Linked DNA regions of Homo sapiens: region 2 is linked to region 1. Evidence: chromatin contacts called from ENCODE Hi-C or POLR2A ChIA-PET data. All regions are on one chromosome and are shown on one strand. Each heading gives the region's core, a stretch centred on a gene start or an enhancer-like site at or near the end of the contact. The rest is flanking DNA. Distances are from core to core; before and after follow the strand shown.

What was found. Hi-C counts contacts between places; a loop is a spot of excess contacts on that map. ChIA-PET counts read pairs that join two places held with the same protein, here RNA polymerase II (POLR2A). Pooled maps may share reads with other maps.
Region 2: a pooled map shows a loop between it and region 1 (4-fold over the local background). The contact joins the promoter of SPNS1 here to the enhancer-like site in region 1. A Hi-C loop is called at or near these places in 6 of 168 maps with a recorded cell type or tissue (CD4-positive, alpha-beta T cell, CD4-positive, alpha-beta memory T cell, CD8-positive, alpha-beta T cell and 2 more) and 10 of 50 pooled maps. POLR2A ChIA-PET finds 5 or more read pairs at or near these places in 23 of 52 experiments (AG04450, CD4-positive, alpha-beta T cell, CD4-positive, alpha-beta memory T cell and 15 more).

What each region holds. Positions count from the first base shown.
Region 1 is chr16:29,026,081-29,032,506 of GRCh38, reverse strand. No RefSeq gene overlaps it. Among named protein-coding and RNA genes, the nearest start is that of LAT, 44 kb to the right of the region's middle. RefSeq lists a silencer at 3,186-3,285. Within about 2 kb of position 3,131, at least 2 of the 41 ENCODE cell types and tissues checked have a DNase peak (open chromatin) inside an H3K27ac peak, as active enhancers do.
Region 2 is chr16:28,971,224-28,976,766 of GRCh38, reverse strand. It overlaps SPNS1 (SPNS lysolipid transporter 1, lysophospholipid), which reads right to left and starts at 1,989. Exons shown (of 12, transcript NM_032038.3): 1 at 1,375-1,989; 2 at 1,210-1,275. The coding sequence starts at 1,615. RefSeq lists a silencer at 1,633-1,722, a cis regulatory region at 1,759 and enhancers at 1,675-1,844, 1,943-2,052, 2,133-2,252.

The DNA.
Region 1 (6,426 bases), core at 1,882-4,381:
GGCCGAGGCGGACAGATAACTTGAGGTCAGGAGTTTGAGACCAGCCTGGCCAACACGGTGAAACCTCATCTCTACTAAAAATACAAAAATTAGCCAGCCGTGGTGGCGCATGCCTGTAATCCTAGCTACTTGGGAAGCTGAGGCAGGAGAATCACTTGAACCTAGGAGGTGGAGGCTGCAATGAAACGAAATTGCACCACTGCACTCCAGCCTGGGGGACAGAGTGAGACTCCATCTCAAAACACACACACACATACACAGACACACACACAAATTCTCTCTTTTATTTCAGTAGTATTTATTTTTGTTCTTGTTCTGGCATATGTAATAGAGCCTCCAAAACACCATTTTGTTGTGATTTTAAAGGAAATGGCTTTCGTATTTAGAGTGATTTTTTCTGTTAAGTTTTAGCAAAGAAACTTCATGATATTTAGGTAGTTTATGTTTTTATTTTTATTTTATTTTAAGACAGGATCTTGCTCTGTCACCCAGGCTGGAGTGGTACAGTGGCACAATCACAGCTTGCTGCAGCCCCAACCACCCAGGCTCAAGTGATCCTCCCACCTCAGCCTCCCGAGTAGCTGAGACCAAAGGCATGCACCACCTGCCAAGCTAATTTTTTTTTTTTTGTAGTGACAGAGACTCATTATGTTGCCCAGGCTGGTCTCAAACTCTTGGGCTCAAACGATCATCCCAAAATGCTGGGATTACAGGCACCTCCTGGGTTCACACCGTTCTCCTGCCTCAGCCTCCCGAGTAGCTGTGACTACAGGCACCCGCCACCACGCCCAGCTAATTTTTTGCATTTTTAGTAGAGACGGGGTTTCACTGTGCTAGCCAGATTGAGGTCTCAATCTCCTGACCTCGTGATCCACCCGCCTTGGACTCCCAAAGTGCTGGGATTACAGGCATGAGCCACTGCGGCTGGCCTTGTTTTTCTTTTTTTAGAAAAAGCTGTTGAATTTTCCAGCTGACTTCTCAACACCAATTGATGTGATCACATTGTACTTTCCCTATGCAATTATATTGATCAATTACCGTACTTGATCATTCCTGAAGTAAACTGCTCAAGATATGTTACCTTTGGATATATAATTGTATTTTATTAACATTTTATTTAGAATTTTTACACCCAAATAATTAATCTTCAACCTCCTCTTCTTGGCTTGTTTTTGGTTTTTTTGTTCTTGTTGTAATTTGCTTGTTGGTTTACTATGTTTGTGAGATTTTCCTTTTTTTTTTTTTTTGAGAGGGAGTCTCACTCTCTCACCCAGGCTGGAGTGCAATGGCGTGATCTTGGCTCACTGCAACCTCCACCTCCTGGGTTCAAACGATTCTCCTGCCTCAGCCTCCTGAATAGCAAGTAGCTGCGATTACAGGCACCTGCCACCATGCCCGGCTAATTTTTGTATTTTTAGTAGAGACAGGGTTTTACCATGTTGGCCAGGCTGGTCTCGAACTCCTGACCTCGGGTGATCCATCCTCCTCGGCCTTCCATAGGCTAGGATTACAAGCATGAGCCACCGTGCCCGGCCTACTATGTTTATGAGATTTTTCTAGGAAGGTCATGCTGCCTTCATAAAAAAAATCCAATAGTTTCTTTTTCTATAACCTAGAATAGTTTAGCTAACATTGGAATTCCCATTATTCGTTTCACTTTATCTGATGATCCGCTGGACTCATCTTTGAAACCGTCAGGGGTTGGTGCCTCTACAAACAATTTTGTGCACACAAAATGGCATGTAACATACATGTAAGTTAGGAGGCACAGAATGAAGACCCCAGAGCCGAGTTAAGGTACGTTTATAACTTACTCATAGTGTCACCAAGGTTCAGCTTGGCTAAAAGGGCAAGGGGGAGGGGACACCCACCACCTCTTCTTAACAGCTGTCTTCTGGTGTCAGCACTCAGGAGTAAGCCAGACATTGTCACCATATGTTACCTGCGAGGAGGTGAGACCCTGAAGAGCAATTGGTAGTTTTCTCTGCTTTTCTCTTTTATTCTTCTTTGTAATAAAAACATGCTCACATTTAAACTCCTGCCATTTTATTGACTGGATTTGAAGCTGTGTGGGCAGGAGAGAGATGGACTCTGGGGGATGGAGAGGGACGGACAAGGGTTTGAAGCCCAGCTTTGCCCCCAGAGTGGCCCTGGGTGACTTGGACACCTGCAGGGAGCTGGCTTTCTCAGCAGTAAAATAGGTTTGTGTGGGGTTCAAATAAGCCCAGGGCCAGGTGCAGTGGCCCACATCCGTAATCCCCTCCCTTGGGAGGCCGAGGTGTGTGGATCACTTGAGGTCAGGAGTTTGAGACCAGCCTGACCAACATGGTGAAACCCTGTCTCTACTAAAAATATAAAAATAAGCCAGGCAGGATGGCAGGCACCTGTAATCCCAGATACTCAGGAGGCTGAGGCAGGAGAATCACTTTAACCTGGGGGGTGGAGATTGCAGTGAGCTGAGATTGCACCATTCCACTCCAGCCTGGGCAACATAGCAAGACTCCACCCTAAAAAAATATAATAAAATAAATAAATAAGCCCAAGGCCCCAGAGCAGATATTCCATAAATGTGTTTCCTCCTTGGCCCTTCTCACCACCCCTAACAGAGAAGGGCTGCATTTCGTTGTTGGGTAATGTGGAGCCAGTGCAGGTTCTTGAGGAGGGGAGTGGCCAAGAGCCAATAAAGCACAATAGGATGGACTCAGTGCTGGGATGTGGATGTGAGATGAACCTGATGCTACAGACCGGCAAACTGAGGCACAGAGAAGGGAAGTTGCTTGCCCAAGGTCACAAAGCTAACAGGGCTGGAACTGGAACCCAGATCTTTCTGACTCCAGGCCTCCCAGTCACAGAGTCTATCCCTCCGCCCCCAGAATCTGGGAGACACCACCAGCCCTCCACAACCCACTGCACCACCAGCTTCTTGGGAGGGATGCGCGTCACCCCTGTGTCCTGGCACCTTCCGTGCCTGCCCCCGCATGAGTCACCCACCAGAGCAGAGTGAAAACCCACCTCCCTGGGGGAGGCCTCCATGTGAGTGCATTTCAGGTTCCCGTCTTAGTCACCACTTCTCTTGGTTCCCACCCCTCCCCCGGCTGCCGGGAGCTGCCTGTGACACCCCCAGTAGGCTCAGACCCAAGTGTGTGGCGGGGCTGGGCCCTAGGGAAGGGCCGAGGCCTGATCCCAAGGTGTTGCAGGGTGGCCGGGGGGTACACTAGCCCTGCAACTGCCACGGGCTCCCCTCCCCCTAAGGAAAGCAGAGAACTTGCTGACGGTCGCTGTCTCAGTGCTAATAAGAGCTGACACCACAGATACTTACTTCCAGGCCCTGCACTAAGCCCTCTGCATCTGCTAAGAAATCTGATCCTCACAAAAGCCCAGGAGCTGCTCTTGTCTGTTTTGTAGATGGGGCAACTGAGACTCAGAGAGGGAGAGTGACTTGCCCGAGGTCACAGAGCCAGCAAAGGACAGGGCAGGTGGCAAACTCAGGCAGCCTGTGCAGACTCATCATGCAATCCTGCCCCTCCATGACTGGTGCTCCTGCCTCAACGCTGTCCCAAGGGCCAGGCAAGGTGGGGTCCTGCCCTGGGTCTTTTTTTTTTTTTTAAGATGGGTTCTTGCTGTGTGACCCAGGCTGGAGTGCAATGGTGCCTTCATGGCTTCCCTGCAGCCTCGGACTCCTGCCTGCCCTGAGTCCTGTCCTGCCCCTTCCGCCCAGCCCAGCCAGAGCCCCTGAGAATGGTAAGCAGGGACCACCCTCTGAGGAAGGAGTGGGTGGGCACCAGCTCTGCCCACCACCGAGGAGCCTAGACCAGGCACTGCACCAGCTCCAGCCCCACAACTACCTGCAACCCCTCCAGGGTGCCAGGCTGGTCACCTCCCGGACTTTATCGGCAGTTCCCTCTGCTTAGGACACCTTCCCCTTCTCTCAACTACCCTTTCTGTACTACTCCAGGGGGCAGTGTCACCTCCTCCAGGAAGCCCTCTGGGATGTGCCCCTATAGACCTACACTTAGAGCTCCCAGGTGTGAATCCCAAATTTGCCATTTGCTTGCTGTGACCATAGGCAAATGACTGAACTTGTCTGAGCCTCTGTTTCCTCATCTTCAAAATGAGGCCAGTGATATCTCAGGGGGTTGCTGTGAGGACGAAGAAAGAGCAGGGCAACGTGCTTATAACATGGCCTAGCCCATAGTAAACGCTCAGTAAACTCGGCTCTTTATACCATTGATCACGTTGGATAGTAATTGTTAGTGTCCATCCAGCATCTCATTTCCATGCTTGTCCTCAGAGCCCAGCCACAGGGCCTGCCCCAGAGACCATCTCAATATACATCCTATTCATTGAATGAAAGACCTGGGGCTGAGTGCAGTGGCTCATGCCTATAATCCCAGCTCTTTGGGAGGCTGAGGTGGGAGGATCCTTTGAAACCAGAAGTTCAAGACCAGCCTGGGCAACAGAGCAAGACCCCCATCTCTACAAAAGCTTTAAAAATGAGCCGAGCGTGTTGCCACACACTTGTGGTCCCAGCCTACTAAGGAGGCTGAAGCAGGAGGATGGCTTGAGCCTAGGAGCTTGAGGCTACAGTGAGCCATGATCGTGCCACTGCCCTCCAGCCTGGGTGACAGAGCAAGACTCCATCTCAAACAAACAAACACACAAACAAAAACTCCCGTGCTGATTAGTAGTGGGATTGCACCTGTGAATAGCAACTGCACTCCAGCCTGGGCAGCATAGCAAGAACTTGTCTCTAAAAAATAATTTTTTGCTGGGCACAGTGGCTCATGCCTGTAATCCCAGCACTTTGGGAGGCTGAGGTGGGCGGATCACAAGATCAGGAGTTCCAGACCAGCCTGGCCGATATGGTGAAACTGCATCTCTACTAAAAATACAAAAAAATTAGCCGAGCCTAGTGGAGCGTGCCTGTAATCTCAGCTACTCGGGAGGCTGAGGCAGGAGAATTGCTTGAAGCCGGGAGGCGGAGGTTGCAGTGAGCCAAGATCATGCCACTGCACTCCAGCCTGGGCCACAGAGCGAGACTCCATCTAAATAATAATAATAATAATAATTTTTTAATGAAAATAAAAGGGCCAGGCGCAGTAGCTCACACTTATAATTTTAGCACTTTGGGAGTCTGAGAAAGGAGGATCACTTGAGCCCAGGAGTTCAAGACGAGCCTTGGCAAGAAAGTGAGACCCCATCTCTGCAAAACAATTTTTAAAATTAGCCAGGTGGACCAGGCGCAGTGCCTCACGCCTGTAATCCTAGCACTTTGGGAGGCCAAGGCGGGCAGATCTGAGGTCAGGAGATTGAGACCATCCTTGCTAACACGGTGAGACCCCGTCCCTATTAAAAATACAGAAAATTAGCTGGGCGCGGTGGCACACACTTGTAGTCCCAGCTACTCGGGAGGCTGAGACAGGAGAATCACTTGAACCCAGGAGGCAGAGGTTGCAGTGAGCCGAGATCATGCCACTGCACTCCAGCCTGGGCAAGAGAGCGAGATTCTGTCTCAAAAAAAAAAAAAAAATTAGCCAGGTGCGGTGGCGCATGCCTGTAGTCCTAGCTACGCAGGAGGCTTAGGCAGGTGGATCCCTTGAGCCCAACAGTTCAAGACAGCAGTGAGCCATGATCACACCACTGCACTCCAGCCTGGGTGACGAAGTAAGACTGTGTCTCTTAAAAACAAATTTTAAAATAAAGGAAAAAGATAAATAAAGTGATATTTATAAAGCAGTTAAGACAGGGCAGGCCACAGTTAATGCTGGAGAAGTGTTGGGTAAATAGGAAAAAGTGACTGTGACCCCTTCGAGTGCCAGCACTTCTTTCCACGTTCAAGCAGCTCTCACCTCCCGCTGCCAGTGACTTCAGAGTCTGCATTACAAGGAGCACTTCTCTGGGTGCCTGCCCTGGGTGTTCAGGTCCTCCTCAATGCCCTGCTCATGCCCCAGTGTCTGGGGACTGGGTGTCAGGAGCCATGCCAGGCACTCAACATGGAGCAAATAGGACAGGGCACAGGGTATCGGCGTGGAAGAAAACAGCATAACCCTATTTTATATTTTATTTTATTATTTATTTATTTATTTATTTATTTATTTATTTATTTTGAGGTGGAGTTTCAATCTTGTTGCCCAGTCTGGAGTGCAGTGGCACAATCTCGGCTCACTGCAACCTCCACCTCCCAGGTTCAAGCGATTCTCCTGCCTCAGCCTCCTGAGTAGCTGGGACTACAGGGGCCCGCCACCACACCCAGCTAATTTTTGTATTTTTAGTAGAGACAGGGTTTCACCATGTTGGCCAGGCTGGTCTCAAACTCCTGACCTCAGGTGATCCGCCTGCCTTGGCCTCCCAAAGTGCTGAGATTACAGGCATGAACCACCATGCCAAGGCTTTTCTTTTCTTTTTTGAGATAGGGTCTCCCTCTGT
Region 2 (5,543 bases), core at 740-3,239, 55 kb after region 1:
CCTTGCCCTATGATCCCATTCTCATTGCTCCAGACTTCACCTCAAATACCTCCAGTTCCTCATTGGCCTGGAGTAGAGAAAAGAACACTGCAAGACCTGGTTTCAAATTCCTGTTCCGCCTCCAACTGGTGGTGTGACCCTGGGCAAGTCTTAACTCTTCTCCAAGCCTCAGTTTCTTTATAAGCTGTAGATATCACTACCTACTTCCTCTATAAAATAGGAACAGTAACACCTATTTTTGACTGATAGAAGGATTAGAAGACAAGGGGCATAAAAGTTCTTCGCAAAGTCCTACAGGTGTAATCATCACTTCCTCCAGGCCTGGCACACAATGAGTACTCAGAAATGGTTGAGAAATGAATGAAGGATGGAAGGAAGAAAAAGGGCTTGGCTCTAGCTTTGCCTCTCCCACAAGTCCCAAAGTTGTGAACAAGTAAAACACACCTCTCCCCATTCCAGACACCCTCTCCTGCCTTTACTTATTTATTTATTTATGAGATGGAGTCTCGCTCTGTCACCCAGGCTGGAGTGCAGTGGTGCGATCTCGGCTCACTGCAACCTCTGCCTCCCGGGTTCAAGTAACTCTCATGCCTCAGCCTCCCAAGTACCTGGGATTACAGGCGCTCGCTACCATGCCTGGCTAATTTTTGTATTTTTAGTACAGATGGGGTTTCGTCATGTTGACCAGGCTGGTCTTGAACTCCTAACTTCAAGTGATCCACTCATCTTGGCCTCCCAAAGTGCTGGGACTACAGGCGTGAGTCACCACACCCAACCCTCCTGCCATTATTTACTGGGTGTCTACCATGTGCCAAACACTGCACTAGGCCCTTCACAGACAATCTTTTAGTTAATCTTCACATCAGTCCTAAGAGATGATTCGTGTTATTACTTGTTCCATCTTATAGACAAGGAAAATGAGGCTTAGAGAGGTTGAGTGCCTTGCCTACCATCACACAATAAGTGGAAGAGCTGAGATTTAAACCCAGGTCTGTCTTCACCTGGGTGAAGTTATACTTAGTTATACTAAACTGACTCCCTCTTTAAATGTGGTGTCCCGCTGACCCCCGAGCAACATCAGGGCCATCACCTCCCCTAACTGGCCACAAAACCTCCATTAATGAGCCCCTAGACAGGCCAGCGCGTGGCCCCACTTGAGACAGAACAGAAGGAGGAGCGGCTGTGTGACCAGGAGTGGTCCCCACTCACCGGTCTGGATGAGCCCAGAGCTACTGTCCCCGATGTTGAAGAACTGCTCGATGTCGGGAAGGACGCCTGAGGAGAAAATTCAGGATGGTCCGGCAAAGCAGCGCCACCCTCGGGACCCTGGCTCCCCTCTCCTAGACTATCTTCCTCCCAGAAGTGAGTCCCTACCAGCCACGGTGAAGCGGTCCATGTAGTTCAGGAGATTGATGTAGCACAGCACCGCCACTATGAGAGCCGAACGGCCGGGAGACAGGCCGGTGATGCGCTGCAGCCCCTCCTGGTCCGGGACCTCGGGCTCCTCGGACTTCGGGTTCCCCGTGGACCCTGGCAACCCCGGGGTGCCAGGCACTGGCCCGTCGTCCGGGTCATCCGCCTGGCTGAGGAAGGGCGCGGTGTCGGACCCGGCCATGGTCCCGGGGGGCCGCGCCCGCCCGCGCTCCGGTCCCACCGACGATCCCACCTGCGAGGGGAGGAGGCTGGAGAAAGGAGGATGGACCGAACACAGGCGAGGGAAGTGCGCCCGGAGACGGGGAGCTTGCCCTGAAGCACAGAGCACCACTGAGAAGGGACCCGGGCCCTGTCACGCCTCCCCGTCTCAGTAGACACACAGCGCGGAGGGGACGTGCGGAATACACGTGATGTCGGGGACAGGAGCGGGCTGAAGAGGGCACGATCCCACGCGGAGGCCACCCCTCACCCGGGGTAGGAGCCCGCTGCACTTGCTGTCGCTCAGCCCGGGCGCTGCACCACGGCAGCCGCCATGTTGCTTAAAGCCGGTCATGTGACGCGGGAGCCAGGGTGGAAGGGGTCCCCGCGGGCAAGCCTTCGACACGTGACCTGCCACCCGACTACGGAAGCCTCTTGGGCGTTCCGCCCGGGCTCACATGTCATGTGACGGCCGGCCGGTCGCCGGAGTAACCAGGAACTTTCCCAGACCCTGCGGTCCCTGGAGCGTCAAAAAGAGCGTCCCCGTGACTAGGTGGAGTCGCCTGCCCTTCCGAATCTCAGCTGTCTTATCTGGAACCCCCACGTGGCAGACTCCATCTTCATCAAACGGGATAATGGGGTCTCAAAAGGTTTTGGAAGTAGTAGATACCTCTAAAAGCCAAGGAGCAGCCCTAGTTCTCGGGAACCATCCTGTCTTCCTCCCAGGGTCTGGTTGGCGGCTTTTTACTCTCAATAAAGGATGGATGGATGGATGGATAAATGGATGGATGGAGCTTGAGCAGCGCGATGGATGGAGGATTGGAGGGACGGAGGGATGGACGGACGGACGGATGGAGCTTGAGCAACGCCCCGCCCTTTGTTGAGATTCCCCAACCCTGCTAGCCTTGTAAACTCCTGAGCCTTCACCGTGGACACTTAAATACCTATTAAAGGAAGCGTCTCCACCCGCCGCTCCTGGAGCATATTTTTCCTCACTCCAATCGGGATTGGAGCCCTTGCGCCCTCCGGTGGGCTTTTGTAGGGCAGGCAGGAGCTCCTAGCCTAAGGAGACTCCCAGCTGCAGGACTAGGGTCAAAGGGATAACTTGGGAGTGGTTCTTTAGTGGCACCCTATAATCTCCAAGCTACATCTAATAAAGCACTCTAAGTAAAATTAGTATAGTTCTGTGCAAATACAGCTTCAAGACCCATCTTTCAACCAGCCCTTAAAGGCCCTCTACTGAAATCCTGGAATCTCGTGGGGAGAGCATCCCCCAACCCCAAAACGCCTTGTTAGAAACTATTTCGAGTCCGAATACCCATAATTGGCTTTAACCCCCCCCCCCCCCCCATATTAGGTGCCTCGTGTTTCAGAACCTTAAGCTTGGTTTCCCCTGGCGGACAGGAACTTCAGGTTGCAGGCATTTAATTCCCTCAACAAGATATTATTGAACATGTATGTGCCTGGCATTTTACCAGGTTTCAGGGAAAGGCAGACTTACTCCCTTCCCTCGTGGAGCTTATCTAGAGAGTGATACGCATTGTAAATTGCACCTCTGAAGTGAAAAGGCAAGCCACAGGTTGAATGAAAATATTTACAAAGCATCTATCTGCCAAAGGACTTGTATCCATGTAAAGAACTCTTTTTTTTTTTCTTTCTTTCTTTTTTTGGAGACAGACGCTTGCTCTGTCACCCAGGCTGGAGCTGGAGTGTAGTGGCGGGATCTCGGCTCACTGCAACCTCCACTTCCGGGGTCCAAGCGATTCTTGTGCCTCAGCCTCCCAAGTAGCTGGGATAACAGGCACGTGCCACCACACCCGGCTAATTTTTTGTATTTTTGGTAGAGATGGGCTTTCAGCAGGTTGGCCAGGCTGGTCTTGAACTCCTGACCTCAAGTGATCTGCCCGCCTCAGCCTCCCACCGTGCTGGGATTACAGGGGTGAGCCACCATGCCCAGTGTCATTTTAATTTTTATATTTGTAGAGATGAGTTATCGCTATGTTGTCCAGGCTAGTCTGGAACTCCTGAACTCAAGCAATCCTCCCACCTCATCCTCCCAAAATGCTAGGACTACAGGTGTGAGCCACTGCACCCAGCTCTTTTGTCCATTTTAAAAATTGTGTTTTTGGCCAGGCACAGTGGCTCATGCCTGTAATCCTAGCCCTTTGGGAAGCTGAGGTGGGAGGATCACTTCAGCCCAGGAGTTCAAGATCAGCCTGGGCAACAAAGCAAGACTCATCTCTACAAAAAAACTAAATAAATAAAAATTAAATATACACTTCCCATATGACCCAGCAATTCCACTCCTAGGTAACCACCAATGAGAAATGAAAACGTGTCCAAACAAAAACCTGTATATGAATGTTCATAAATGCATTATTCATAATAGCCCAAAAATGAAAAGAATCCACATGTCCATCAACAGGGGCATAATCTATTCATACAACGGGAATAGCTTAACAAGAAAAAGGAATGAACTGTCAGAGACGTTCGGACCAGAGTGACTCCATCTTGAGTGACGGTTAGGAAAATAAGGCTGGGACTTGCTGGACTGAATTACAGAAAGTAAGGCATTCCTAGACTCGACATGTTTATGGTTAAGGAAACAATAACGTTTACTAGGCCGGGCGCAGTGGCTCACGCCTGTAATCCCAACACTTTGGGAGGGCGAGGCGGGTGGATCACAAGGTCAGGAGTTCAAGACCAGCCTGGCCAAGATGGTGAAAACCCATCTCTACTAAAAACACACACAAAAAATTAGCCAGACGTGGTGGTGGGCGTCTGCAATCCCAGCTACTCGGGAGGTTGAGGCAGAGAACTGCTTGAACCCAGGGGGCAGAGGCTGCAGTGAGCCGAGATTGTGCCACTGCACTCCAGCCTGGGCAACCGTGTGAGACACCGTCTCAAAAAAAAAAAAAAAAAATTAGCCGGGCATGGTAGCACACACCTGTAATCCCAACTACTCAGGAGGCTGAGGCAGAAGAATCACTTGAACCTGGGAGGCAGAGGCTGCAGTGAGTTGAGAGAGCACCACTGCACTCCCACCCGGGCAACAAGAGCAAAACTCCATCTCAAATAATAATAATATAATGTTTACTAAACAGACCCAGACTTGGGAGTGTCCAGATATCCCAATATATGGAGAACAAAGCATTCCTAATTTTGCTTTAAAGATAACAATATTGATTCTTGCTAAATATAGTAATTAAGAAAATTAGCCGGGCGCAGTGGCTTATGCCTGTAATCCCAGCACTTTGGGAGGTCAAGGCAGGCGGATCACGAGGTCAGGAGTTCAAGGCCAGCCTGGCCAACATGGTGAAACCCCATCTCTACTAAAAATACAAAAATTAGCTGGGCATAGTGGCGTGTTCCTGTAATCCCAGCTACTCAGGAGGCTGAGGCAGGAGAATTGCTTAAATTGGGACCCAGGAGGCGGAGGTTGCAGTGAGCCAAGATCGTGCCACAGCACTCCAGCCTGGGCGACAGAGCGAGACTCCATCTCAAAAAAAAAAAAAAAAAAAATCCTTTATCACAAACCCTTGTAGCAGAGCACATCTCCCCATATATATGAGTCTTGTACATAAGGTGGATGCCTTCCCCTTCTTACTTTCAGGAATGTCCTACTCTGTCTATGGAGTAGCTGTACTTTCACCAGTTTACTTTTTTTTTTTTTTTTTTTTGAGACGGAGTCTCACTCTGTAGCCCAGGCTGGAGTGCAATGGCATGATCTCAGCTCACTGTAACCTCTGCCTCCCAGGTTCAAGTGAGTCTCCTGCCTCAGCCTCCCAAGTAGCTGACATTATAGGCCCCAACCATCTCGCCCAGCTAATTTTTGTATTTTTAGTAAAGATAGGGTTTCGCCATGTTGGCCAGGCTGGTCTTGAACTCCTGACCTCAGGTGATCCGCCCAC